2 separate regions of the Mus musculus genome follow, and region 1 is linked to region 2. A link is a contact called in ENCODE Hi-C or POLR2A ChIA-PET data. All regions are on one chromosome and are shown on one strand. Each heading gives the region's core, a stretch centred on a gene start or an enhancer-like site at or near the end of the contact. The rest is flanking DNA. Distances are from core to core; before and after follow the strand shown.

Region 1 (4,317 bases), core at 540-3,039, 42 kb after region 2:
CTCACTCAAGCACACATATGAAGGTCAGAGGACAACCTGCAGAAATGAGTTCACTTCTACCATGTGGATCCTGGAGGTGGGACTCAGGATGTTAGAGGTGGTGGCAGGTGCCTATACCCACTGAGCTACCTCACTGGCCTTATTTATTTATTTATGAGACAGGATTTTACTATATAGACCAGGGTGGCCTTGAACTCACAAAGATCCTCCTGCCTTTGTACCTTTGTGCAAGGAATAAAGGCACGCACCCACCCCACACACATACTTTAGTTTTCTGTTTTGATCCTGGGTTCTCCCAGTATCAGCCCATTTAGCATTCATCCTGTGCTTACAGGTATGAGCCACCACCCATGAGCTTAACACAGGAGCTGGTTGTGTTATGAATGTCTGCAGAGCTTCATCAAAGTTGGAAGAGGGACTGGACTCCTCAGGGCTCCTTTTATGGCTGCTAAGTGTCAGGGCAGGGATGAAGGATGGTGCCCAAGGGCTGGCTGAGGATCTAGGGCCAGATCTGCCCGTGGGGGAGGGATCTTAACTTCCTTTGGAGTCCTTTGCCCTGGTGCCTCACCCTCAGACACATGTGGCTACAGACTCGGTCACTTGTGTTGATGCAGGAGAAGGAAGAGTCAGGCAAGGTTCTCCTCACGAAGCAGCGCAGATCCACTTAGATAGAAGGAGGGGTTACAGAGGCGTTGTGCCATGCGCTAGTCCTGGGTATGGCCTAACCTCTCACCCTGCTAGCTCTCCAGACTGGAAACCATGTCTCCTCCTAGCAGAGAGTTTGGGCGTCTTTTTTTTTTTCTTCTTTAAATTTATTTTTCTTTATGTGTATGTGTGTGCACCTCTGTGTATACCATGTTTATGCAGGTGCTCACAGAGACCAGACGAAGATTTTGGATCCCTTGAACTGGAGTTTCAAGTGGTTGTGAGCCAGCTAATGGATGCTGGGGACTGAACTCTGGTCCTCTACAAGAGCAGCAAACTCACTTAACTGCCTAGCCATCTCTACAGGACACACCCCGCCCCCTTTACTCCCCACTCCCCCGCCCCTTTCTCCTTATCCCCTCCAGCACTTTCAAAAAAAAAATCCTCGTGAAAAAGAGATGACTAACAGAGGTAAGGGACCAACCCAGGTCACACAACAGGGCGTGGCAACAGTGTTTTTCCCTCGGGTTTCCCTCCTCCCGCCATGTCCAACCTGGCCTCTTGCTCTGGTTGCTGCGCCAGGGTTAGAGAATGGGCACAGGTGTAGCTGCCCTGCAGTTCTGGGGGCTCTGGGAATGAGGCAGGCTTTGTTGTCGTCCGAGCAGCTGTGACCGTTGGGGCTGAGTATCCATTAAGCCGTTTCCGAGCCCTGGGCGGGAGCAGGAGGCTCGGCATTTAAAGGTCACCCGGCTTTTGAAGCTACAGCGACATTAATAGCTTGTGAAGAAAACAAGCCTGTGCAGGGGCCGGAGGACAAGGCGGCTCTGTCAGCGCTGCCCCTCCTCCCCAGGGTGCTTGGCCACACACATGCCGGCTCGGGCGCGGGCGCGCGCGCGCGCGCGCGCGCGCACACACACACACACACACACACACACACACACACACACACACACACACACACACACACACACACACACACACACACACACACACACACACAGACCGTAGCTTCTACCTCTTGCTCATCCACCTCTCCCTCCTCCCTTTTCGAGCCTCTTCAGTTCTGATGCCTTAGAACTCGGCAGACTGCCCTGCACCCACCCCCACGGTGTCCGAGGTGACAATTGTATGAGGAGGCGGCTGCCGAGCCCAGCAGCTTCTCTGTTCACACCGCGTCACCCACTTAAGGTTTCCCTGGGACTTAGCCACATGACCTCATTCTGACCCCTCTGGCCCTGGTATCATGGAGTCTTGCTGAAGCAGTCAGCCTGGGCCCCCCTTCTCTTCCCAGATGGGTAGGGTACAGATGTCACCCTTCAGGTCTGATAGCTTGTCTCGAGGCTCTGCCGCAGCACTGGCTGCCCAGGATTCCCAGTCCGGGTAGGCACTGGAGGATAAAATGCCTTGGGTGGATTAATTCCATCTCCTGAGGAGAGAGCACAGAAAGTGGTGTCTTGACTGCAACCCCAACCCCCACCCCCACCCCTTTCTGAGATGCCTGTGCTATCCAGTGGCTCTTCTGTCCTCCCGTCAGTCCCAAGGGTGGGGGATGGGGCACAACAAGGTTCTGGGAGGGCAGCTGCGGTTAGCCCTTTCCCAGGAGCCGCTGTGGCCTGGGCCCTGGGACACCACCTAGTGGCCTGGTCTGTTGGTGTCACTGGGCTATGCATGGTTCTTAGGCAAGAAATGAGTCCCTTAAGACTATTGCAGGTGGACCAGATGTTCCAAACGCTCCTCATCCACTGACAGAGAGGAAGTCTGGGGTAGGTGGAGATGAGAGAGGGAGAGGGAGAGGGAGAGGGAGAGGGAGAGGGAGAGGGAGAGGGAGAGGGAGAGGGAGAGGGAGGGAGAGAGGGAGAGAGGGAGAGGGAGAGGGAGAGGGAGAGGGAGAGGGAGGGAGAGAGGGAGAGAGGGAGAGGGAGAGGGAGAGGGAGAGGGAGAGGGAGAGGGAGAGGGAGAGGGAGAGGGAGGGAGAGAGGGAGAGAGGGAGAGGGAGAGGGAGAGGGAGAGGGAGAGGGAGAGGGAGAGGGAGAGGGAGAGGGAGAGGGAGAGGGAGAGGGAGAGAGAGGGAGAGAGGGGGAGAGGGAGAGGGAGAGGGAGAGAGTAAGTGCTGGCCCACAGCTTCATACCTCCTTCTGGGGTCTCAAGTTCTAGGTTGACCCTGTTCTAGCTTGGGGAAAAATACAGTCAAATTGGCAGTGGGAGAGGCACTGTCTCCTGACCCCTGGGGCTGATTGTGTAGCCGTCAGAATTGTGTGCAGGGAGAGAAGGCCCTGATGACAGTCAGAGAGAGCTTGTGGGATCCAAACGGCTGCTGGGCTTTGGACACCCATAGTTGGTTACTGTGTTACCCCACCGGTTGCTTCTCTGCTCGTCCACTTAGTTAGCACAGGCTGACTGTACTGGGTGCTTTGTGGACACTGGGAGCTCCACACTGGATGTGGCAAATCTGCCCTAAAAAATGCTGATCTAGTGTAGAAGATGGTCACTGGCAAGTGCACTGTATATGATGTTTGTGACAGAGGATGACAAAGCAGGGCAAAGGTCAAGGAATGCCGGAAGACAGACTGAGCTGATAGAGCAGTCTCCCTGACAATGTGGCAGGGACCAGAAGGAGGAGAGACAAGGTGCTGAGAGAGCTTAAGGTCCCAAAGGAGAGTGTAGGTTTGTTGGTCAAGTGATCTGCACAGAGTGCTCAGGGTGGCTGGATGAACGGCAGCCACGTCAGTACGTGTCTACGTGTGTCTGCATGTCTCTGTGGGTGTACCTGTGGGCATACACCTGTACTTCTTTTGCTTGTGTCCCACTCGGGCTTTGAATTTGCTATGTAACTGCGGATGGCCTTGAAGCAAGTGTTCCTCCTGCCTCCGTTTCCTGATTGTTGGGATCACACGTGTGCATCACCACACCTGGCTTATGCAGTGTGCTGGACTCAACCCAGAGCCTCCTGCGTGACACACAGGCACCCTACTGACTGAGCTGCGTCCTTAGGCTCCATACAGACACATTTGAAGGCAGGAACACAAAGGATCTTATAGACCATGGTGAAGTTCTGGGATGTGGTCTAAGGACTAACAGCCAGGGACTTTGGAGGTAAGGAAAGACATGTGGCCACAACATGCAGTCCACAAGGAAACAGGGAGGTGGCAGAGGACAAGAAGCCACCAGATCCTGAGGGACAGTCTAAAAGGCAAGGAAGATGGGGATTGTTGTGGGTTGAATGGAGGGTGTAAGGGATATGTTCTTTTTGTTTTGTTTTGTTTTGTTTTTTTGAGACAGGGTTTCTCTGTGTAGCCCTGGCTGTCCTGGAACTCACTCTGTAGACCAGGCTGGCCTCGAACTCAGAAATCCTCCTGCCTCTGCCTCCCAAGTGCTGGGATTAAAGGCGTGCACCACCATGCCTGGCTAAGGGATACGTTCTTTTTTTTTTTTTTTTTAAAAGATTTATTTATTTATTATATGTAAGTACACTGTAGCTGTCCTCAGACACTCCAGAAGAGGGAGTCAGATCTCGTTACGGATGGTTGTGAGCCACCATGTGGTTGCTGGGATTTGAACTCAGGACCTTTGGAAGAGCAGTCGGGTGCTCTTACCCACTGAGCCATCTCTCCAGCCCAGGGATACGTTCTTAAAGATGGTCTCCAGGCTTTGACCTCAGCGGGCAGAGGTGGT
Region 2 (4,995 bases), core at 2,312-4,811:
GTAGACCAGGCTGGCATCTAACTCAGAGACCCACCTTCCTTCTGCCTCTCAAGCGCTGGGATTAAAGAGGTGTGTCCACACCACCACATCTGGCTCCCCGTGCATTTTGCTCATGGGGCATCTAATGTGCCTGAGGTAGTCTTGACTTGTGACAACTCCATCTGGAACCTGGGAGGTGGTGGCAGGAGCAGAAGAGGGAGGAAGAACCATTTACTTAGAAGGCAGAGGCAGGTGGATATCTGCAAATTCAAGCTAGCCTGGTCTACATAGAGAGTTTCAGGCCAGACTGGACTACATAGTGAGACTTTGTCCTCTCCTCCCCATTTAAAAAAAAAAAAAACATTCACTCGTATCTGTATGTGTGTAAGCACGCTATAGCACTTTTATCTGCTAAGTTATCTCAGGGCCTTGCTTTGTTTTTGAGATAGGGTCTCGCTATGGTTCTCAGCCTGGCCTGGAATTCACTCTACGCCCAAGACTGGTCTGGAACCCTTGACCCTCTGGCTTCAGTCTCTAAAGTGGCTGGGGTTAGAGGCACAGACCACCACACCTGGCCTGCTACTTCTGTTCACACGTCTTACCAGAGCGGGTCAGGCAGCATGGGGAGCTGGAAAGGAAGAGGGATAAAGGACTATCTTCAGCTTCCTAAGGACAGACTTTTATATTCCCGTGGCTGGTGATAGATCTACGGAAGTGCCTCTGGCTGAGTTGCCTGCCCGGCCACTGTTTTTTACTTGGACAGAAGGAGAACACCTGCTACGTAGGCCCAGAAAGGAGGTGGGAGATAGCATTGAAGAGACGGTCACATAGCAGGGCTTTTAACAACCGCAGAATGACATGTTGGCATTGACATTCGTTTACGAATGCCACGTCTGGAACCCTTTTCTTATCTGTGTAGAGGAACAGTAAGACCAGTCTGTCTTGGTTTCAGACTCCCCTGAGTACAAGAACAGAACTATTGAAGTAATGGGAGAATTGAGGAACTGAGAGCAGGGAGCAATGCTGGCCTCCAAGATGCCTTGGGGGGAAAGGTGCCTCTTCCTGGTATACCTGCGGATACCCTTGCTTTTGTGAATGTGAATCTGGCATCATAGTCTCTTGGTTCTCAAATACACCCACCCTCTTTCTAATAACCAGAAAGCCAAACAGTGCCTGGACCTTGAATCAAATATGTTCCTGGGGGAAGAATCTAACTGACTCACGTGAGTCTGCCTTCTGCTGGTCCAATCAGCTGTGATTTGTAGACATGGTCATATGGCACTCCATATCACTACAGGATTTTCCCTTATCAATGGGGATGGAGGCATCCTCACAGTAGAGACATGACCTGGGGATGTACTCAGAAGCATGCCAGACTTACCACCTTGGACCAGGTCGAGTAGGGTTGGTCGGATGATACCTGGCAGAAAGATGTGAGAACTCTAAGGGACCACTTCAGTGTGAGCTGGTATGGTGGGGGTGGGACTTCACTGAGAACCTTGGGACACAGCACTACCTGAACAGGGCACGGGTAGGTCTGTAACGCTACACGATAGAACTGAAAAGTCTTGGTCAAGGCTTGGGAGCTCTTTGTGGGATGGTCATGGAACAGGATGTGGGGGCCAGATGGCAGGGTTCAGCCAGGCTACTGTTGGAGGAGGTAAGGCAGGTTTATAGGCTACTGGGATGATAACCTTGTAAAACAGAGAGCAAATGTGTCTCTCTCCCCTACATAAACACAGCTGTTTCTGTGGTTGAAATGGTGTGACCGGGAGAGGATGTTGGTCCGGATTTAGCACTCTGGACATTGTCCTTACTCTACCCCGACGGGCTGGGTACCTATAAGGAAATCGACTCAGCCCTGTGGGGCTTGCTTTGCTCTGCTCTTGAAAGACTCTCTGTGTGAGCATTTTTATACCAAGGGGGTGAAAACTGAACAGCTAGGTTTGGGCCCTTGTTCTTCACTTACTGGTGATGTGACCTGTGCAGACTTCCTAATGGCCAGTGTTTCCTCCCCTCCTCTCGGGGGTGTGGTGAGGATCACAGGAAACGGGTGCTCAGTGAATCACTAATATTATTATTAGAAACCAAGGCCACAGGGCTAGAGAGGGAGCTTGGCTAGGAGAGTGCTTCCCTAATAGGTACAAATCTCTAGGTTTGATCCTCACAACCAAAACCCCACAAACGTGGGGAAGTAGAGGCAGGAGTTCAAGTTCATACTTCCTCATCTCTATGGAGAGTTCCAGCATGGCACGTAAGACGTCTGGGAGAGAGACAGCAAGACAGAGGAGAGAGAGGAAGGGGAGGGGGAGGAAGAGGAAGGAAAGGAAGACGGAGACCAATTCCCAGATTGGACAGATGTAGTCCCTCAGACGGGCAGGAGCTAGAGCAGGGGCAGGGGCAGGGATAAAGAAATGGAGAGACTGCCACAGAGGCAGCCTGGGCCTCTCAGAGGCTTCGAACGAGGATCTTCCTAAGAACCTGGCCCTGTCTGGGGTGTGAGTGCTGGGGTGGACACGCTGCCTCAGCCCCTGGAGCCAGCTCCAGCCACCTGTCATCCCAAGCCTGATCCGTTCCCCTGCCCCTCCACTGGAGCCTCCATGATGGATCTTAGGGATGACTGCAGAATGCTGGAAGGTTCTAGGCTCTTCCTTTCCATCCTGGGTCAGGTATAGGAGGCCTCCTGTTGGACACGAGAGCATTTCCGTCTTGAAGCTGCAGAGCTCGGAGTTTTTTTGTTTATTTTGTTGTTTTGTTTGGTTTTTGGATTTTCGAGATGGGGTTTCACTATGTAACCTTAGCTGTCCTGGAACTCACTCTATTGATCAGGCTGGCCTCAAACTCACAGAGCCATCTGCCCCTGCCTTCTGAGGGCTGGGCTTGAATATGTGTACACCACTGCCTGGTTTTTGTTTGTTTGTTTGTTTGTTTTTTGTTTTTTAGATGAAGACGCCTTTTGGACCACAGAGCAGTTTAAAGGCAAAAGTATGCTAGGCCTCTGCTTCTGAGGAATTCTATTCTCACTCTCAAGAGCCCCACGGAGCCTCCAGGGTCCAGCCCTGTCCCCTTTCCTCCTTGCCTTTGTCCTCTGGTCCCTGCAGTCAGCAGCAGCAAGCTCTGTGGCTGCCAGGTCCAGACTGAGCCTCAGGACAGCCCCTCCCTTTCCTCCCTCAGCAGCTGGGGCCTGGCCTCCACCCACCTCTCTTGGATCCAGGCCCCAGTGATAATGAATTACATAAATAAGTCATTCCCATTAGCAGCACAGCCAGGCTCTGGCCCAGGAGGCAGGGCAGGTCCTGAGGCAGTATGGCTCTGGCGAGCTGCTCCCCAGCACGGTGGCTCCGAGCCCTGAGCCCTGACATTTCTGCTTGGTGTCTCAGGGAGGGGCCTCCATCCTCTGGTCCCTTCCGGTGTTAGGTTTTCAGTCTAGAGGTTCCCCAATTATCACCTTCCAACAGCCATAGGGCCTCAGGACAGGTGTGTTTGACAGTAGTTGGGACCCTAGAAGGGGTTAGAGTTGGGGCGTCTGGTGGTTTAAGCTGCTCTTCTGGGCCTGCCTAGGCTTGGCTGGCAAAGGTGCTCAGTGGCCATGGCAACCCTTGTCTGCCGGCAGCTCCAGGCAAACACTGGCTTTCAAAGGGGGCCTTGTTCCCTGTGGGAGCCTTTTGGTTTGCTGGGCCTTTCAGACCTGGGGAGGAAAAGGAAGACAGAGAGAAGGGGGGCTGGGGGGTGTCGCTGCCTGGGAGAAGAGCACACTCCTGCCTCTCCTCACCCCCTTTGCCCTGGCCCCAAGCGTATTTCCTGGAGGCCACTGTTTTCAGACCTGCTGCTGGAGAATGAAAGGAAGAGTGAACAGAAGAGTGTGCCCAGTCTCCAGGCAACGGGCTGTCTGTGCCGTTTAAAGGAGAGAGGAAAGTCACACACACTGGGCACCTTAGTGTGGGAAGTCCTGTGCTGATGGCGTCAAGCTAGCCATGGCCACCTAAGCAGATTCTTTGCTGGGTATCGAATATGTAACATGTATAACACTGGAGCTGGGAGGTAGCCCTGTTGCCTAACATATACAAAGTTTACTACCCAGCTTAGCATAAAATTGGGTATGGTGGCACGCATGTGTTCTATCAGAGCTGGGGAGGGAAAGGCAGGAGGCTCACAATCTCACGGTCATCACTGGCTACTTAGGGAGTTAGAAGGGAAAGAAACTTGGGCTGCAAGGGGGTTGGAGAGAAAATGAGAGGAGAAGAGAAGAGAGGGAAGAGAAGAGAGGGAAGAGAAGAGAAAGAGGCGCTAAAGTATTCATCAAATGTGAGGCGACCACACTGGCAGTCTACACTCCTGTGCGAGTGTGCCAATGCCAGTAGATTCAGGAGAAATGCTGATCGTGGGCTTCGCTGCCTTTGCAGGGGGGCTCAGTTCCAGAATTCTCCCCTTTCACGTTTTATTGTTATATTCCTAATATATAAAAAACAGGAAAGCTGGAGCCAAAGAGATGGTTCAATTGTTAAGAGCACAGATTGCTCTTCTAGAGGACCCAGGCTTCCAATCCCAGCAACCATATAGCAGCTCACAACTCTCTGTAACTCCAAGACCTGATACTGTCACATAGACATACGTGGAGGCAAAACACCAGTGCACATAAAATAAAGGTAAATAGATTAAAACAAAACAAAACAAAATCCCAGGAAAGCTGTCGTGTCTGCCATTTGTTCCCAAGTCACTGTTAGTCTGAGGATGCAGCATCCTGTCTGGTGGACTACAACTCATTGCTGGCAACCATGGTGCCTACCTTCCAGGTCTGGTGTGAATGTAGTGATTCTGGGACAAGAAAACCCATGGGTAAAGACTCTGGCCATTTACACCCACCCAGGAAAGCATGGTGGGTCTCACTCAGGACTAGACACTGGGACCAAGATCTGGTGGCCAAATTCTATTCCTCCACATCTCTGTCATCTCCTCCCTTTGTGACTCTTCCTTGTCGTGTGGATTAATTGGCCAAATTGGAGGCCTTTAAAGGCC

What was found. A loop is a pair of places that touch in the nucleus more often than their neighbours do. ChIA-PET counts read pairs that join two places held with the same protein, here RNA polymerase II (POLR2A).
Region 1: a loop to region 2 is called in a map of heart, with 4 times the contacts of the local background. The contact joins two enhancer-like sites. A Hi-C loop is called at or near these places in 12 of 37 maps with a recorded cell type or tissue (gastrocnemius, heart, left cerebral cortex and 1 more). POLR2A ChIA-PET finds 5 or more read pairs at or near these places in 4 of 5 experiments (Patski and embryonic stem cell).

What each region holds. Positions count from the first base shown.
Region 1 is chr11:88,160,014-88,164,330 of GRCm38, forward strand. All of the region lies in intron 1 of Cuedc1 (CUE domain containing 1), which reads left to right. Among named protein-coding and RNA genes, the nearest start is that of Mrps23, 42 kb to the right of the region's middle. Within about 2 kb of position 1,790, at least 3 of the 3 ENCODE cell types and tissues checked have a DNase peak (open chromatin) inside an H3K27ac peak, as active enhancers do; they include gastrocnemius, heart and left cerebral cortex, where a contact is called at or near this core.
Region 2 is chr11:88,115,790-88,120,784 of GRCm38, forward strand. All of the region lies in intron 1 of Cuedc1 (CUE domain containing 1), which reads left to right. Among named protein-coding and RNA genes, the nearest start is that of Cuedc1, 19 kb to the left of the region's middle. Within about 2 kb of position 3,562, at least 3 of the 3 ENCODE cell types and tissues checked have a DNase peak (open chromatin) inside an H3K27ac peak, as active enhancers do; they include gastrocnemius, heart and left cerebral cortex, where a contact is called at or near this core.